Regions from separate parts of the Mus musculus genome. Here region 1 is linked to region 2. Evidence: chromatin loops called from intact Hi-C (ENCODE). Cell type or tissue: left cerebral cortex. All regions are shown on one strand. Links, peaks and the distances in the headings refer to the core of each region. The heading gives the core; the rest is flanking DNA.

Region 1 (5,382 bases), core at 58-5,057, 220 kb before region 2:
CAGCTACTAAAAGTAATTCAGGTAATGCTTATGAAGAGCTGGCTTAGGAATTCTTTACCAACTCTGTCAAGCTCTGGAACTACACTGTCTTTCAAATCTGTACTTACTGATTTTTGTGGTGCTGGGGATAGAACCTGGGACCTTGTGTATGTTCTGGCTCAGTTCTTTTTTAGTTTGTACATGGTTTATTCCATTGCTTTCATATTGAAACAAGGTAAAATGTCTTTCTAGTATCTCACAAAAAGGAAAATGTAGCAGAAAGAGGAAAAAAAGGGGAAGAGAAAAGGATGAAGGGAGAGAAATATTGTTTGTTGGTCTTTGCTGTTTTCATTTTATGGCTGGCATGTCAGGTACCTCTTCCAGTTTTCTTTGTTGTCCTTGTTATTTGAATGTGTATTACACTAATTTTGCTATTATTGGGCATTTAAAATCTTAAAATGTATAAATTTGACTCTGAATTCATTCACATAGTACCCCATAAATCTAATGTTAATGAACTCAGACCTGCTAAAAATGAATATTCTTATTCACCACTTATTTCAATTGGCTTGGGATGGGGCCTAGAAATTTCTATCAGTATCAAGTTCCTTAAACTACATATAGGGTAATCTTGTGGTAAGTATTGAGATTATATTCTCATTATAATTATGCTTACCAATTCATTCTACTAAGAATTTCAATTTGTACTATCTCAAAAGTGTTCGGATTTCTTTAAATTTTAAGTGTTTTCTTCTTCCTCATTTTTGTTAATAGTATTTACCTTTAAGAGTCATTAACAATTCCTTGTGATATAGTATTAAATTTCTATTTATTTTCAGAAAAGTTAAACATATTTTAACAGAGGTGAGTTGTCACTATCTAAAATCAGCCATTGCTGGTAGCCTGTCATGTTTCCTTCGAGTTTAGAGACAAAGCACATTTTTACAGCTTTAACTCCAGTTCCATTTAGTCATTGTGTAGAATCCTGTACCATTTCCTCTTCCTTGTGACTAGATGTTTAGAATGACTGCCTCTTGTACATTTATTTTCTGTTAATTTTTCTTTCAGTACTAGGAATTGAACCCAGGGTCTCTTCACACACAGTACGCATGTGCTCCATCAGTGAGCAGCAGCCCAGCCCTTCTAGCTAATAGAATATTTTATATACATATGTACATATGTTTTAAATACCATAGATATTTACATTTGATGTGTGTCAGTTAATTATGTTTTGATATGTATTTAAAGCAAGTATACTTTTCATTGTACATTATATCTATATGAGCTCTTGCATATATAATGATTTTTGTACTAGTCATGGGTATAATGGCCCTGTATTTTGTTTTACACTGAGATTTATTAAGGTACTGTGACGTAATGATTTTGAAATGCTGTTAAATCATCTCTAGGTTTTTGTATGGGAAAAGGATTTTCTGTGTTCAAAGCAAGAGAAATAAATGATTTCAGAATAATTTCTTCTATAATTCAGGTTTTCTATAACAGTAATACTCCATTTTTTGTTTTCTTTATTTAATCCATAATGATTATGTTAATTTCTGCCACGACTATTGTGTGCCTGTCAATTTTTACCTTTACTCTTGTCTGAAAATAATATTTGTAGTTTTTAAAAATCATAAACGCAATGCATATTTATTCATCAAATTCACAATCTTATAAAAATAGAAAATAAGAATTATTTACAATTTCAGCTCTTACTAATAATTACCTTTATCATAATGGAGTATAGCCTTTCAGATTTTTTTCACACATACAGTCTACAAGCTTTTTGATGCTGACACCTACACACATGTATTGTTTCCATTTGTTAAGAAAACCATAAAAAATAACCCCAAATATCGTCTATTATTTTCTCCTAACTACAGTGCATTTAATGTATTTTTTAGAGACATGTAATACTACATGAATTAGCCACCATCTTTTAGACACAGGGATTATTTTATTGTATGGCAAAATCATAGTATTCCTGTCACAGACCCATTTAACTAGCTAAACGCTATTTTTTAAAATGCCACGTTGTTTATATATACTTTTCGAATTGATTATTAGGTCTTTCTAAACAAAGGTGCAAATCCTTAAAATGTCCATTTGTATTTTCAAACTGCCCCATTACAACAATTCATACTACGACTAGCATGAGAGTGCATTTTCTCGGCTCCTGGTCAACAAGGTTTAACGTTCTTTTTTTTTTTTTTATCGCTGCCAATATGATAAACCCGAAGGAAAAATCTCATTGTGTTTATTTGAATCCCTTTGATTAGGAGCGAGCCTCATCTTTTCAGAAGCCTGTTGGCCGTTTCTCGGCTTCTTTTGTAAAATGCTCGCTCCCGCCATGCCTTCCCTTCCCCCAACCGGGCGCTCATTCTCCCTTTTTGCTTTGTCAGAGTTCTTTACTATTCATTTTTCGTCCTTTGCCTGGGATCGGTTCAATTCAGGCTTTCATCCTTTCACTGCCTCCCAGATTGCGAACCCACATTCTCCATTGGTCTTTCAGTGGCTGCTAAAGAAGCTGCCTCCCTCTTCCTCCTCCTGGCCTCCTCCCTTCCCCCCTCGCCTCGCCCGCCTCGCCTTGGTCCCCTGGCTTTTCTCTCCAGCCTCCTTCCTTTTCCTTCTCTTCCCCCCTCTCTTTGTTTATTTCTCCCTCCCTCTCCCTCTCCCTCCCTCCGCCCCCCCTCCTCTGCAGGGCAGGAGTTTTGCGCTCGGCCGCGAGACGCTCGCTGGGCTGGCGCCGCGTCAGCAGGGGGCGGGGCGCGGCCGGGGGCGGGGCGGGGCGGGGCGGGGCGGGAGCGCGGGCGCCGCAGCTGCAGGAGTCGCTGGGAGTGCGCGCGGGCAGATCACAAGGCGGCGGCAGCGGAGACGGCCTGCAGGACCTGCTCTCTCAGCCCTCAGCCGAGGCCTACGCCGAGCCGAGTGCGCAGCCGACGACCGGGAGGAGCCGCAGCCTTCAACTCTGAGGTACTGTGATCCGCGCTGCCCGCCGGGCCGCCCCAGTCCGCTGCTGCGGCACCTCCTTCCCTCGCGCCCTCTTCGCTCGCCAGCGCCTTCCCTGTGAGCCTGCGTCACCGCGGCCGCCATGGCTGAGAACGGCGAGAGCAGCGGCCCCCCGCGCCCCTCCCGCGGCCCTGCGGCGGCCCCAGGCGCGGCCAGCCCGCCGGCCGAGCCCAAAATCATCAAAGTCACTGTGAAGACCCCCAAAGAGAAGGAGGAGTTCGCGGTGCCCGAGAACAGCACCGTGCAGCAGTTCAAGGAAGCGATTTCCAAACGCTTCAAATCGCAGACCGATCAGCTCGTGCTGATTTTCGCCGGAAAGATCCTGAAAGATCAAGATACCTTGATGCAGCATGGCATCCATGATGGACTGACTGTTCACCTGGTTATCAAAAGCCAGAACCGTCCGCAGGGCCAGGCCACCACGCAGCCCAGCACGACTGCGGGAACGAGCACGACGACCACGACCACCACCACGGCGGCGGCGCCGGCGGCGACGACATCATCGGCTCCCAGGAGTAGCTCCACACCTACCACCACGAATAGCAGCTCCTTTGGGCTGGGAAGCCTTTCCAGCCTTAGTAACCTGGGCTTGAACTCGCCCAACTTCACCGAGCTTCAGAACCAGATGCAGCAGCAGCTCCTGGCCAGCCCTGAGATGATGATCCAGATCATGGAAAATCCCTTTGTTCAGAGCATGCTTTCGAATCCTGATCTGATGAGGCAGCTCATCATGGCCAATCCACAGATGCAACAATTGATCCAGAGAAACCCAGAAATCAGCCACCTACTGAACAACCCAGATATAATGAGGCAGACGCTGGAAATCGCCAGGAATCCTGCCATGATGCAAGAGATGATGCGAAATCAAGACCTGGCTCTCAGTAATCTCGAAAGCATCCCAGGTGGCTACAATGCTCTGCGGCGCATGTACACTGACATTCAAGAACCTATGCTGAATGCCGCACAGGAGCAGTTTGGGGGCAACCCGTTTGCCACGGTGGGGAGCAGTTCCACCTCAGGGGAAGGTACTCAGCCCTCCCGCACGGAGAATCGTGATCCGCTGCCCAATCCTTGGGCACCACCGCCAACAACCCAGACGGCTGCGACCACCACCACCACCACGACCACAAGCAGTGGCAGTGGCTCTGGCAGCAGCTCCAGCAGCACCACCGCCGGGAACACCATGGCTGCAGCTAATTACGTGGCTAGCATCTTCAGCACCCCAGGAATGCAGAGCCTGCTGCAGCAGATAACTGAGAATCCCCAGCTGATTCAGAATATGCTGTCTGCGCCCTACATGCGGAGCATGATGCAGTCGCTGAGCCAGAATCCAGATATGGCGGCCCAGATGATGCTGAGTAGCCCGCTGTTCACTTCGAATCCTCAGCTGCAGGAGCAGATGCGTCCACAGCTCCCGAATTTCCTGCAGCAGATGCAGAATCCAGAAACCATCGCGGCCATGTCAAACCCGAGAGCGATGCAAGCGCTAATGCAGATCCAGCAGGGGCTACAGACTCTAGCCACTGAAGCACCTGGCCTCATTCCCAGCTTCGCTCCAGGTGTGGGGATGGGAGTGCTGGGAACCGCCATAACCCCTGTGGGCCCAGTCACTCCCATAGGGCCCATCGGCCCTATAGTTCCTTTCACCCCCATAGGCCCCATCGGGCCTATAGGACCCACTGGCCCTGCAAGCTCCCCCGGCTCCACCGGCACTGGCATCCCGCCTGCAACCACTGTGTCCAGCTCTGCACCTACTGAAACCATAAGTCCAACCTCGGAATCTGGACCCAACCAGCAGTTCATTCAACAAATGGTGCAGGCTCTCACTGGAGGAAGCCCTCCACAGCCGCCGAATCCTGAAGTGAGATTTCAGCAGCAACTGGAACAGCTCAACGCCATGGGGTTCTTAAACCGCGAAGCAAACTTGCAGGCCCTAATAGCAACAGGAGGCGACATCAACGCGGCCATTGAGAGGCTGCTGGGCTCTCAGCCATCCTAATTACGTTTCTGTACCTTGAAAAAAAATGTATCTTATTTTTGATAATGGCTCTTAAATCTTTAAACACACAAAATTGTGCTTTACTTTTATTTTGATTCTTTTAAATCTGTCTACCTATAAATCTAATAGGATGCATTTTAAGGTGGAGTCCCTCCCTCCCTCCCTCCCTCCCTCCCTGCTCCTCCTCCCCCCACCCTCTCCCTTCCCTTCCAGCCTGCCCTCTCCCCTCTTTGTTTCCTTCATTCCTTTCTTTTCTTCTTTTGATTTCCTTCCTTCTCTGATTTGAATGGTGGGAATCAATACTGTTTCACTCAAAGGTGTTGCATGCAAACACTTCTCTTTATTCTGCATTTATTGTGATTTTTGGAAACAGGTATCAGCCTTCACAGTTGGGT
Region 2 (5,382 bases), core at 251-5,250:
TTAGAGGTTTTTTTAAGCTGATAAATAGTTGACTTTCTGTCTTCTTCCTTTGTATCTTTTAGTTTTATAAACATTTTTAGTCATACTTGTTCAACAAAATAAAGCAAAGGAAAAAAATTGTGTAGTGTCTCTCTAAATCGATTTTTTTTTCCTCGAGACAGGGCTTCTCTGTATAGCCATGGCTGTCCTGGAAGTCACTCTGTAGACCAGGCTGGCCTCAAACTCACAGAGATCCACCTGCCTCTGTCTCCTAAATCCTGGGATTAAAGACATGTGCCACCACTGCGTGGCCGTTTTTAGTTTATATTGTATGAAAATGTTACATAAATTCTACTTGTTTTGTCCTTAAATACAATTAATAAAGACAGAAATCCCTTATGTAAATAAGCAAATATCACCCAAAGGTTAGCTCACTCTCTCTGAGAACTGCTAAGTATGAAAGCTATTTAGGTCCTTTTTTTTTTTTTAAACTGGCATAATAGGCCATCAACCCAGCAGGCACCCACTACTGGTTCTGTGGTTCATACTGTGCTAGTTTTATGAGCTGGAAAAAAGATTAACTTGAATAATTGGGGGTGGGGTTATTTTGAAACATCTGAGGAAAAAGGAGCCTGATCCCTAACAAAAACAAAAAAATAGAAAATGGTTCTAAATGTGATGGTGGTTGCTAGGGAAAAGTGAAGATGGGATATGTGTTTAATGAGAATTAAATGTTGAGAGATTGGCTGTAGAATCAGGTAAATAAACTTAACACTACTGGCCTGTATATTTAGAAAAGACTAAGATAATGAGAAATATGGAATGTGTATTTTACCGAAATCAGAAACAAACAAATGGCCTGGGAGTGTAGTTCAGTTGGTCCAGGGTTCCATCTCAAGCAATGCATAAACCAGGATTAGTGACAACTATCTGTAATATCAGCACTTGAGAAGGTGGAGGGAGAAGGCTAAGAGTTCAAGGTAATCTTCCAAGACTTACTGAGACCCTATCTGTCTTAGAGAGGGTTTAACTGCTATGAACAGACACCGTGAACTCTTATAAGGGCAACATTTAATTGGGGCTGGCTTACAGGTTCAGAGGTTCAGTCCATTATCATCAAGGTTGGATCAGAGCAGCATCCAGACAGGCATGGTGCAGGAGGAGCTGAGAGTTCTACATCTTCATCTGAAGGCTGCTAGTGGAAGACTGATTTTCAGGCAGCTAGGATGAGGGTATTAAAGCTCACACCCACAGTGACACACCTACTTCAACAGGGCCACACCTTCTAATAGTGCCACTCCTTGGGCCAAGCATATACAAACCACCACTGTCTGAAAAAAAAGGCAAAACTCAAAACAAATCTAGTCATGTTATAAATAGTACAGAGTGACTATAGCAGTCTAAGTTGAAACTGTGTCACATCAAGACAAACTTATCATACATCAAACCTTCCTGATATTGCTAGAAATTTTAATTCTTGTCATTTTATCATTCATCTCTCTAAACTTGCTAAAACTATAGCAATGAAACAATTGGACCTCAATCTTTGCTCTGATTGATATATGTGGTCTTGCATATTTTTAGTTGGAACGTGCATGAAAAGATCACAAGGCTAATTATTTTGAGAACTGATATGGTCTTTAATTTGAACAATATAACAGCTGCAGTGTTCATTGGAGTGAAGGACTAACATTCGATGAGATGCAACCGTAGAAGATAAGGCATAGATTAATTATTTTCACTAAGGATGATCAGCTACCCAGAAAGGCATTTGGCAATATTTTGTGGTATTTTTGGTTATTATAACTGAGGTGCAAGAAGTACTACTGGTAGAGTCACAGCTTAGAATATTATTAAACACCCTACAGTGTACTGACAGGTCACCATCTCTCTCTCTCTCTCTCTCTCTCTCTCACACACACACACACACACACACACACACACACACACACACAACATCTACTTTCAGAGGTCATCAGCATAAGTTTTAGAAATTCTAGGCTACAGCCTTCTGATTTTTTTGCTTACTTTTCCTTTAACTTTGTCACAGCTTTTCTTCCATCTGCCATGACCTACCAGAATTCCATTTGTACTCAGTTCTATTTCTGTCTCTATTTTTTTCTTGGCATAGTACCCACACCCATAACTTCAACTATTACTCCTAGGATGTTGACTGCTATCATGTTTAAGTACAAATGTTCTTCTGGTTCTAAAGCATTCTCTCTAATATTCCTCACTGTTTTTTTCCCTTAGGATTTTCTGGTTCTAGTAGTAGCAGTTGATACCCTGATCTGTAAGGACTTAACTGGGGGCACATATTACATATTGGAGTTAGGAAAGGCAAAAATAGAAGTGATGTTATTAGATTTTAATTTTTTTTTAGTAAAAAAAAAACCCGTAGGGCTGTTGAATCTTACCAAATATCTATTGGTACCTTATTTATGTAAGAGACTGTGCTGGGTGCTTGGGGGGAAGGCAGCCATCTTAAAGGTGTGAGATAGCTATGGCAGTAACTGGTTTGAACGGATTATCCTTAATGTGGTATCATTTTGCACATAAATTATCATAGGTGGAAACCCAAATTCCAATAATTCAATTAATAAAATACAACAGAGCTTGGAGGCGGTTCGGAGTTTGTGTGACATTATAGATTGAGATTTCTCCATTATAAACCAATGAGGGTGGTAGTGGAAAAGTGGGGTTTCATTTATGCACAGGCAAGTGGCAGAGACATTAAGGTTATGGAGCGATGCCTGTCAAAGAAATTCAGAAGCTTTTTCTCTGTTTTGTGAACCTTCTGGTAACTGTTTCTGGTTCCTTACCATATAACATAGAATATAACATACCACAATAGTAAGATGAGTCATTGTTTTCCATAACCCTAAAAAAGAAATAAAATCTTGCCGATTAAACATGGAGTGTCACCCGTTGTCTGTTTTCAAAGAGATCTTGGCTGTTGGAATGAGAAAAAAAAATACAGTGAATTTTCAAAGATGACAAAATTTTAAAATTATAAAGTAAACAGAGGTCTTGGTTTATGATGAATTTATTGTGCGTCCATTTTCCACAACCGGTTTTCAATTTTAACACTGTAATCAATAAGTCAACGTGTTTGTACACAGCTTCCTAGATGGTTGTACCCCTTTCATGGCTCTGTGATGTGCTGTGCGTAAGGGACTGCAGTGTAAAACGCTTGATTTCTTTGGTTACAGCACTCCCGCGACCATGCCACACACTCATTGATTAACACCTGCCCCGTTGGCAAGTTACAGCAAATTAGTATTTTTTTAAATTAAATTGTACAAAACTCTCCATACAACTAATTAAACTGTGAGAGAGATGTGCTGTGGAAAAGCACTTTATTAAATGCGCTCCTTTTTTTTTTTTTTTCTCTTTGCATTCCATTCTCGTAGAAAGGTTAAAGTGGGCTGGGGAACGGAGCGCTGAGGAGGCGGAGAAGGGATATACGTCTCAGGATACAGGAAATACGGTAACAGCGAAACCAGGAGGAAGCCAGCCCCGTGCCTGGAGGGGATCCGCCATCTCAGATCTCGGCCTTGCCAGGGCCCACCAGAGAAAACTAACGCTCTGGTCCTGTCATACCTATGGGGGACCAACCTTGTGCCTCCGGGAGATCCACGCTCCCACCAGGAAATACGCGGGAACCCAAGCCTCCAAAAAAGCGCTGTGTCCTGGCTCCGCGGTGGGATTATCCCGAAGGGACTCCCAGTGGAGGTAGTAGCACTCTCCCCTCGGCGCCTCCTCCTGCATCTGCTGGACTCAAGTCGCACCCTCCTCCTCCGGAGAAGTAGTGAAATAGATTTTTTTCCCAGCCGAAATCAGGTCAGATTCTTTCGTTCTCATCTGGGACATCCAGGCTCTCTGAAACTTAATTATGCCTTTCCCCAGCTCTTCCCTGTTTTCCTGTTCTTTCCACAAATTCAAAGAGAAAAGAAACAAGTACAGGCATTGAAAAGTCTTTCTTTTTTTAAAAAAAAAGTATGCTTGGATGAAATAGGTATTTGATTGCGGTGAGTAATTAAGATATTTTACATGAGTTAATTGTAATTTTAAAAACTGCAGTGTTTTGATTTTCATGACAGGCCAAGGTATAGTGAGATACTAACACAATGTTCCCTGGCTAATAAATTAAAACTGGGTGGGGATTTACTATACTCTTCTGTTTTTGTGTATATATTGAAATTTTTTCCATTTAAAAATGCTTAGCCCAAGACCAAGTGTAAGGATGTACTAAAGGCCTAATGCCTGTGCCCAGAGGAGATTGTAAAGTGAGCTTTGAGAACTGGGTTTTTTTTTTTTCTGTGTAAGATGGTATTTAGTAAGTGAAAACAAGTTATAATATGATGGTCAAACCCAAGTACCATAAAAATGTGCTTGTTCAAGGTATTCAGGAATCATGGAGGATGGAGATGGCTCTTGATGGAGCCTGTTAGTCTTCAAGAGCCATCAAAGAGGAGGGGGGAATTTGTGGGTGGGCCTTAAAGGGTGAGTGACATCTACCATATGGGTTAGGATGCTTTTTAGGCCTAGTGTTTCTACAATGAAAGCCAGAGGGCAAGATTGTTCTGGGGCAGCGTGGCTGTAATTCTAAGTCTGTGAGAGAAGTGTGATACAGGGCTGTAGGCCTTGAGTGTTTTGCTAAGGAGTACGCAGTTTATTCTGGATGAACGAGTAGCATTGGAAATTTCCAAATAAGGACTATTTGTGTTTTAAGACTCTAACTCTTATTTTCACAGAACTAATAGCTCATTTGAATGAGGCTTATGTTAAAAAGAAAACAAATGAACAAGTTTGACTCAGGCTCACAGTTCTTCTTCATCTTCAATCTTTATGGAGCCCTTGCTGTGGTTAGGCCTTGAACAGGGAGGTGTGGGGGACAGATGACCAAAACTTAGCAGGAGTAAAATAGATATTTGAGCTAATCAATGAATATTATTGAGTGAACATTCTGGGTATCAGGTTTGTTGCTAAAGCATAAAAAAAATGGAGTCTCATTTCACCTAAAAGCAGTTGATTGTCATTCCAATAGGCCGGTCCTTCCCTCTTTTTTTTTTTTTTTTTTTTAAACCTCTATTCAGAGTGAAAATGGTAATTTAACAGGCAATAGGGAAAGAAATGCTCACCTAGGAAACAAAGGGGGCTATTCAGGGCAAGAAGTGTTTAAGAGCTGCGTAATTTTCCCCAGTGATTTAAAGCATACATAATTGTAATGGCGGATACTTGTTGAATTTGTGTGGTTGGTGTGTGTGTGCCATCTTTTTCTAAAGGATTTCGAATGCTTGCGTTTAATCACAACTCCACTAAAGGATGTTTGTATAGGCCTATAAGTTGCCACAAGTTGTGAGACACTTAAATGGCCTTGTTGAGATTTGCTTAAGAAAG

The links. Peaks named below come from ENCODE experiments on the same cell type or tissue, not always from the same donor. Only the 100,000 strongest peaks of a DNase experiment are listed, where the experiment ranks them.
Region 1: it touches region 2 in a loop (16-fold over the local background); 8 of 42 quality-filtered maps call a loop at or near these places.

Annotation. Positions count from the first base shown.
Region 1 is chrX:153,495,384-153,500,765 of GRCm38, forward strand. Ubqln2 (ubiquilin 2) reads left to right here and starts at 2,849. Exons shown (of 1, transcript NM_018798.2): 1 at 2,849-5,382. The coding sequence starts at 3,071. The coding sequence ends at 4,987. In left cerebral cortex, for the core only: no CTCF peak of the experiment used is centred there; DNase peaks (open chromatin) are centred at 2,516, 2,894, 3,525, 3,745 and 3 more places; H3K4me3 peaks cover 3,045 bases; H3K27ac peaks cover 2,916 bases.
Region 2 is chrX:153,720,116-153,725,497 of GRCm38, forward strand. Nbdy (negative regulator of P-body association) reads left to right here and starts at 3,439. Exons shown (of 4, transcript NM_027327.1): 1 at 3,439-3,822. In left cerebral cortex, for the core only: no CTCF peak of the experiment used is centred there; DNase peaks (open chromatin) are centred at 2,696, 3,224, 3,498, 3,702 and 1 more place; H3K4me3 peaks cover 2,055 bases; H3K27ac peaks cover 1,384 bases.